Regions from separate parts of the Mus musculus genome. Here all the other regions are linked to region 1. The links are chromatin loops, found by intact Hi-C in ENCODE. Cell type or tissue: left cerebral cortex. All regions are shown on one strand.

The links. Peaks named below come from ENCODE experiments on the same cell type or tissue, not always from the same donor. Only the 100,000 strongest peaks of a DNase experiment are listed, where the experiment ranks them.
Region 2: it touches region 1 in a loop (2.9-fold over the local background); 15 of 42 quality-filtered maps call a loop at or near these places.
Region 3: a loop joins it to region 1, with 10 times the contacts of the local background. A loop is called at or near these places in 38 of 42 quality-filtered maps.

What each region holds. Positions count from the first base shown.
Region 1 is chr4:132,944,713-132,947,212 of GRCm38, forward strand. No RefSeq gene overlaps it. Among named protein-coding and RNA genes, the nearest start is that of Gm36518, 15 kb to the right of the region's middle. In left cerebral cortex, a CTCF peak has its summit at 990 (motif pointing right); DNase peaks (open chromatin) are centred at 224, 1,001, 1,548 and 1,833; H3K4me3 peaks cover 383 bases; H3K27ac peaks cover 1,118 bases.
Region 2 is chr4:133,208,487-133,210,986 of GRCm38, forward strand. It overlaps Gpr3 (G-protein coupled receptor 3), which reads right to left. Exons shown (of 2, transcript NM_008154.3): 2 at 854-2,500. The coding sequence ends at 1,881. Among named protein-coding and RNA genes, the nearest start is that of Gpr3, 2.8 kb to the right of the region's middle. In left cerebral cortex, a CTCF peak has its summit at 1,110 (motif pointing right); DNase peaks (open chromatin) are centred at 1,120 and 1,921.
Region 3 is chr4:133,003,955-133,006,454 of GRCm38, forward strand. Gm36599 (a long non-coding RNA gene) reads right to left here. Exons shown (of 3, transcript XR_390813.3): 2 at 526-795. Among named protein-coding and RNA genes, the nearest start is that of Gm36599, 2.9 kb to the right of the region's middle. In left cerebral cortex, a CTCF peak has its summit at 1,512 (motif pointing left); a DNase peak (open chromatin) is centred at 1,500.

The DNA.
Region 1 (2,500 bases):
CAGTTATGAGATTTTGTTTTTAAGTGTGTGCATGTGTGCGGTTTAGAAAAGTTATAGTTCCAGACAGTTGTTAACTCCCTGATGTGAGGTCTAGGAACTTAACGGGTCCCCTGGAAGACCAGGGAGCTCTTGTAACCAAGAAGTCATCTCTCCAGCCCCCTGGGCTTCCTCTTCTAAAGTGTCTGCTGAGCAAACGCACACGCTCTGTAACCCCTGGCCTTCTCAGATCCTCTTGCTTCAGAGCAGAGTTTATTTTGGGGAAAAGCCATCTTGTAGTGCCAACTTTGGTGACTAAAGTGGGGTTGGTGCTGGGCAGTGCCATGTTTGGTCACAAAGGGGGTGACTAGAAACTAACAGAGAATGCTTTTTACTCTGGAGCTACATCTTAAGACGAGCCCCAAATTAGACCTCAGTGACTCTGGGCTCCATCCCAAGTATAAAATAGAATAAAATAAATTCAGACCCCGGTTTCTGACTGTCTTGCTGTAAGACAATGTCAAGGTCATCTCTGGTCCTCAGGTTTCTCGTCTGTCAAATGGTGCTAAAGGAGTCTCATCCAGACCAAGAGTGTCATTCCCAAGTGTGGACGTTAGAGGATGTGTCTTTGTTTTTAGCTTGAAGGTTTAAAGATGGGTGTGTGCCAGGGAGGCAGGAAGAGGGCGGAGCTGGAGCTGCAGGTCACTGTGAGTCACTAAATGGAACTCTGTCTGCTGGAAGAGCAGCAACTGCTGAGCCGTCTCTCCAGCACCTTGCAGTCAAGTTCTTGCTGTGCTGACCAGGCTGCCCTTGAACTCCTCGGCTCAACAATTCGGCCGCAGGCTCCTCCAGCACTTGACTACAGGCATACCATGTCAGCTGACTTAGTCCTGACCTTTCATCAAATCCCTTTATCTAGGGAGTTTCCTTCCAGGCCCTGGTACCCTTTAACAGTCAGCCCCTCCTAAGGCTGGCGCCACAATCTCATGGTGCAGTGTACGAACATGACCACCAGGTGGCACTGTAGTCCCGGGCTAGACTTCATCAGCCCTCATTATCCTTGAGCTGCTCCGCAATTACTAAAAGCCCTCCCTGGGGCAGTCTCCACCACAGTCTTCCGAGACTGAAATGAATGGACCTCGGCTTCTGCTCTGCAGCAGGAAGCCTGGACGCTGGAGTGATCATTCCCAGGGTCTCTGAAGGACCTTCCTCCTGCTCTCCTTCCCAAACCCCTAGTTCCACAATTCAGGACCCTCTCTGCCATCAGGTCTGTCTTCAAGTTCACAGCCTATGCACCTCCCACCCCCACCCCCCGACAGAGCCATAAGGTTTTAGAGGAGAAAGAGAGAAACACGCCACCGCCACCCAGGCTTCTTGGCTGGCGGTACAGGGAAATGCTGAGAACCGGGCGTTACTAAGCTGACCTGGAAAGGGGCCTGGGCCAGCAGCAGCGGAGGTTGCTGAAGCAGAAGAGGCCTGTGGCTTCCTGTGAAGAACTGAGGAGCCACGTCCTTTAAGCAGATGGCTGGGGGGAGGGGTGGAAGACTAGGACGCCCAGGCCTCCCGGTGAGGAGAGGGAAGGGTCCCAGGAAGGCAGGCGAAGAGGCCAGGGAGAGCGTTCTCTTGCCTTTCAGCCTCTGCCATCTCCTAAGATAGACAGGCAGGACAAACAGCGTCATTAATGTGAAGCTACCCGGAAGAGACAGGGGCAGGAACAGGTCTGTCTGCTCATACAGACAGCAAGTCCAAGCACCTAGCCACAAGTACCCAGGTTTCAGTGCCTGACCTCAGAAACTCAGATAGAGAAACCCAGCCCCAAGTTCTCGGCCTCAAAACCCCAGCTTGTTCCCAACTGCATGCACCCACTGTGCAAGCAGAAGACGTAATGCCCTGTCAGAGGCTGTGGGGGTGGGAGTGGGGCGGAGGAGCGGGGAGAGGAGAGGGGAGGGGAGGGCTGGTGAGCTCCCGGACACAAGAACACGGGACACGCGATTCGATCCAGATCCAGAGGTTCTTTATCGGAACAAACAAATGATTCCAGATGGAAGCTTTGCCGCAATCCTTACAGGATCTGTTTACTGAGCTGACTCGTCCCTGTAGCCAGCACCAAGGAAGTGCCAGGCTGGTCATGCAAATAACCACACAGCCCAAGCTGGGCGACTTGGCTGCCTTTGCCCTACGCATACAGGCATACAGCTTGTTTGTCCAGGGTTGTGTCTCCTGTCACACCTATGGAGAAGCCTGCGTCCTTAACAAGGTCAGGGACAGAGAACTCTGCTGGAACCTTTCCTGAGCAGAGAGCAGGGGGGCTGCCACTCCTGACACAACACGGCTGTGTCACAAAGTCTGTGTGTGTGTGTGTGTGTGTGTGTGTGTGTCTGGGCCTCTGCCTCACCACTGTCTCGCTCCTCTGGAGGTCAGAGCACAGCTCACAGGAGCTCATTCCCTCCTACTATGGTTTGGTCACCCGTGTCTTTACCCACTGAGCCATCCTACCTGCCGGAGCAGGAACTCTGCGTCAACA
Region 2 (2,500 bases), 260 kb after region 1:
ATGTGGGTAGTGGGAATTGAACCCAGGTCCTCTGTAGAAGCAGCTCTTAACTCTTGTTTCTCCACCCTTGCTACGGTGTTGCTAGGGTTTAAGTGCCTTAGGCTGGAATTGAACTTAATGTGTAGCTGAGGGTGGCCTGGTACCTCATGTTCCTCTGGCTTCTGCCTCTCCAACACAGAGAATGCAGGCGTGTACGGCCCCAGCTCAGAGCTTCCCTTGACGCTGCCTCTGCTCTTGCGATGAGCTTCCTCCCTTCCTAAGCCCCTGCAGTTCCAGTGTCCAGTTGCGAACACCAGCTCTCCAATGCGACCACCTCCCAAATGTGGGCCACTGATCCCAAGGACATAAGGCAAGGTCCAGAAGGTTGAGCTCCAGGGTAGGAAACAAACAAACAAACAGGAAAAGTCATTGTCCAGGAGACTGAGGACAGGTTTTGGAAACAGATGTTCCAGGTTTGAATACTATCTTGTATTTCTAGCTGTATGACCTCAGCAGTTTTCTCATACATTTAAGGTGGAGACCAGATAGCCTGTGCCATCCATCCTAGCTAGGCATGTACCCTTAGCACAATGTAGCCCAGAGGAAACACAGTGGAAGGCAGCTATTGCTGTGAAGGGAACTTGCATGGTACAAACATGTTCTGCATGCCTAAGCCCTGATCTGGCTACTGTGGACAAGCTGTGGGGACCTTCAAACTAAGAGGAGTATCCTGGTTCTCGTCCCTGGATAGGGAGGTTCTTGCAAGTTGATGTCCAGGATTTGGTCCAAGGGATACTAATTTCCCAGATGCATTATGGGTCCCACTATTCTGGCTCAACTCCACACTATGCAAATGCACAGACACAAGCATTTATCCAAAAAAACCATTTTTTTTTTATTGAGTAGGGTTGGGGACTGAACAGGAATGCACTGGGGGCCATAACCCGATTGGCAGAGGGGTGGGGGTACTGGCTCTTGTCCCGCCTCCTCTCGGGCACCTCAGGGTAAGGCCTGGCCCCCAGGCCATGGCTGTGGCGCTGAAAGCCAGGCTGGAGTGAGAGATGGGGGTGCATTTTACAATCCCGACTGCCTTGTCGGTTTGCAATTCCCCCAAATGGCCACCAGAGGGAAGCCGGGCCTCAGCGCAGAGGAATTCTCGGTTGCTCAGGTGATGGCTTCTTAAAAAAATAAAAAACCAGAGGCTGGTGTGTTCTCCCTGCAAACCCGAGCAGTGCGGGCCTGGGGAGGAGGCTCTGGTTTCTATGATTTCTCTGATAAAAAATAAGCAAAAATAACAAAATACGTGGTTTCTCTTTTTCCATCCCGCCCCCTTCGGAAACTGAGGTCAGAAATGGGGTCATGGAGGCTGAGGATACCCTGATATGAGCTAGATTTCTAGGTGTAGGTCTCTTTTTTCCCCCTTACCACCCATAAGCAAATTTATAAATAAATAAATAATAAATAAATAAATAAACCTTCTCTGTATGTCCACATATATAGAGATAAATCTTTCTCTCATCTAGGCAACTAAGTGATTAACCTCTGACTCTGGAGCTTCGAAATTCAAAAGCGACATGATCAAGGTCAAGTTTCTGGGAAGGAAGATCAAGGACTTGGAATGGTACTGTAAAATTCCCAGCCTTCTGGAACTGCAAACCACTTGGGCTGTGAGACATTTCCGAGTGGGACCCTGACCATCTGGAACATTCTAGAGCCACGCGGTCAGCTGGGGTGGGCCCCCCGCAGGAATCTTGAATAAGATCCTAAAACACCCAACGTCCTAGAACTCCAGAACCAGCTGGGTCTTAAGGGCGTGGAGCTGGGGATTGGAATTAAGCCCTGGTGGACCTAACACTCTGGAGTTCTATAGTAGTCAAAGCCACAGGTTCACCAGGATGAAACTAGACATCACTAGGGGACCGGGACCGGAATGGAATCTTGGAAGTGGAACAGCAGCAGCAGATGGCCCACAGCACCTTCTGCACATCTTGGTTGCGAAAGGCGTAGATGACAGGGTTGATCATGGAGTTGTAGGTGGCTGGGAGCAGGGTAAGATAGGTGTAGAGACGGGGAGAGTCGGCATCTCCCAGGAGGCAGTAGACAGTGAAGGGCAACCAACAGGCAGCAAAGGCGCCAAGCACCACAGCCAATGTGGCGATGCCCTTGCGGGTGGCCACGTAGTGAGAGGCAGGCAGCAGGTGTCGTTGGAGGGCGATCTGCTGGGCATGGCGGCAGACGATGCGGCAGATCTGGGCATAGAGCTGCAACATGATGCCAAACACCATGAAGAAGGCGATGGCCAGAACCACCAGATGGTTCTTGGAGAGTGGATAGACCACACCACACGTGGTCAGGCCATCCCGGCAGTTCCAGGCCAGCACGGGAACCAGCCCCAGGCCCAGGGCACCCACCCACACCAAGGCCAGCATCACATAAGTCCGAGTTACCGTTGTCTCTGAGTAGTAAGTGAGAGCATTGTACAGGGAAAGGTAGCGGTCAACGGTAATGGCCAGCAGGCTGC
Region 3 (2,500 bases), 59 kb after region 1:
GATGTTTCGCTTGCGTGGTCTAATTTGATCTTCACCACTAGGCTCTGCAGCAATGGGAGATTATAGCCATTTACAGAGAAGAAAATGAAGGTTCTGACCCTCACCCAAGGTCATTCCGTGAGATGATAGAGTCTGGGTTTGAACTCTAGGACTCACTCGTGTGTTCCACTGGCACACATGATAGAGCTGTAGGACAAAATCTAATACTGATGCAGCGAGGCTGTGGATACAGGTGTCTCCGTACTTGCTGATTGCACTCAATTGGGACTAGAGAGGTGGCTCAATGTTTAAGGGTCCTTACCACTCTTGTAGAGGACCTGGGTTCAATTCAGAGCACCCACATCTGGAAGCTCACAGCTACTTGAAACTATTTCATGGGGTTCAATGTTCCCTGGCCTCTGAGGACACTAACATGTGCATATTAACTCATGCATGCATGCATGCATGCATACATACATACACACACACACATAAGTAAAAATTAAATAACCCACCAACTTAGTCATTTGTTAATTTCATATACACCTGTTTTTGTGTTGCTCTGCTTGTAGTTTTTAATGGGCGTTGTTCTTTCTTTGTTGTTGTTGCTGTCGTTGTTGTTTTGAGATGGACCTGGTCTATGTAGTCCATGCTGGCCTTGAACTCAAAGTCCTCCTGTTTCTGTATGCATTTAGTGTTGTCTCCACTAGGCTGGTCTTGTCCAGAAAACATGACAGTAAACCATTACAACACACAGCAGCGAGGCCAGTGTAGGCGCCCATGGAGATTTCTTAGAGTATGTGGAATGAATTGGCTCTGAGGAAACAGGAGAATGAGGTCATCCCGGTTGAAAGAGTAGCACGTGCAAAGGCCCTGAGGTATAGCCGAGGGAGACTCAGGCAAATGCAAAGAACTACATATGGGATGGCAGCGAGCTTAGATGAACCAGGGCAGAATAAGGATTAAAGGCGTGTGCCACCACACCCAGCTACCGACTACTCTTCCAGAGGTCCTGAGTTCAATTCCCTGCAACCACATCGTGGCTCACAACCATCTGTAATGTGATTGGATGCCCTCTTCTGGTGTGTCTTAAGACAGCTACAGTGTACTCATAAATAAAACAAATCTTTAAAAAAAAAAAGAAAGAAAGAAAGCCAGGCAGTGGTGGCACACACCTTTAATTCCAGCACTCTGGAGGCAGAGGCAGGCGGATTTCTGAGTTCGAAGCCAGTCTGGTCTGCAGAGTGAGTTCCAGGACATCCAGGGCTACACAGTGAAACCCTGACTTGAAAAAACCAAAATTAAAAAAGAAAAGAAAAGAAAAAAGAAAGCTAGAAATCGCCTGGGCATCCACGACACACCATAGGAGACCTTTCTGAGTCCCTCTGCTCCAAAACTGAGCTGGAGGAATCCTCTGTCCACTCCTATACGTGTTTTCCTGGTACAGTTAGGAAGCCTTTCTCCCCTTAACCATTCCTAATCAGGCACTTGGCCTGGATGGCCTTGCAGTGATGCTTGCCCTCCACCTAGTGGACACTCTAGGAACTACATCCAGAAATGAAGGAAACTTTTTGCTGGGTGGGATGGTGGGGTGTCAGGTTCCAATTCCCATTTCAAGATACACAAAGTTTAATGGTGACCAAGTTCAGAGGAAAGATGGAGAAGATGACAGTTTTGGATGTGTTGGAGATCAGAGGAGGATCCAAAATCAATTGGGCGGGAATTTTTTTTTCTTTTTTTGTTTCTTTCTTTCTTCCTTTTTTTTTTCCTTCCTTTTATCTTTTTTTTGGTTTTGGTTTTTCAAGACAGGGTTTCTCTGTGTGTAGCTATGGCTATCCTGGAACTCACTCTGTAGACCAGGCTGGCCTCGAACTCAGAAATCTGCCTGCCTCTGCCTCCCAAGTGCTGTGATTAAAGGCGTGCGCCACCACTGCCCAGCCTCTTTTTCTTTTTTACATGACAGGATTTCACAATATCGGTCTGGCTGTCTAGGAATTTACTCTGTAGACCAGGTTGGCCTCAAGCTCACAGACATCTGCCTGCCTTTGCCTCCCATGTTCTGGGACTAAAGGCATGAACTACTACAATAGCCCTGGGCAAGTCCTTTTCAGAGGAAACAAGAAAATAAACACAGTCAGATAGGCAGCTTTAGTTCCAGCGCTCTGAGAGACAGAGGCAGGCTGCTCTTTTTTCGTTCCGGGCCAATCCAGGACTACATAAACTACATAGTAAAACTGTCTAAAAACACCAATGAAACAAGAGACAAAGACAAGCGACTAGGACTGGAGAGATGGCTTAGCAGTTAAGAGCACTGGCTGCTCTTCATTATGTAAGAACAGCAGGGCTGGTGAGATGGCTCAGTGGGTAAGAGCACCCGACTGCTCTTCTGAAGGTCCAGAGTTCAAATCCCAGCAACCACATGGTGGCTCACAACCATCTGTAAAAAGATCTGACTCCTTCTTCTGGAGTGTCTGAAGACAGCTACAGTGTACTTACATATAATAGATAAATAAATCTTTAA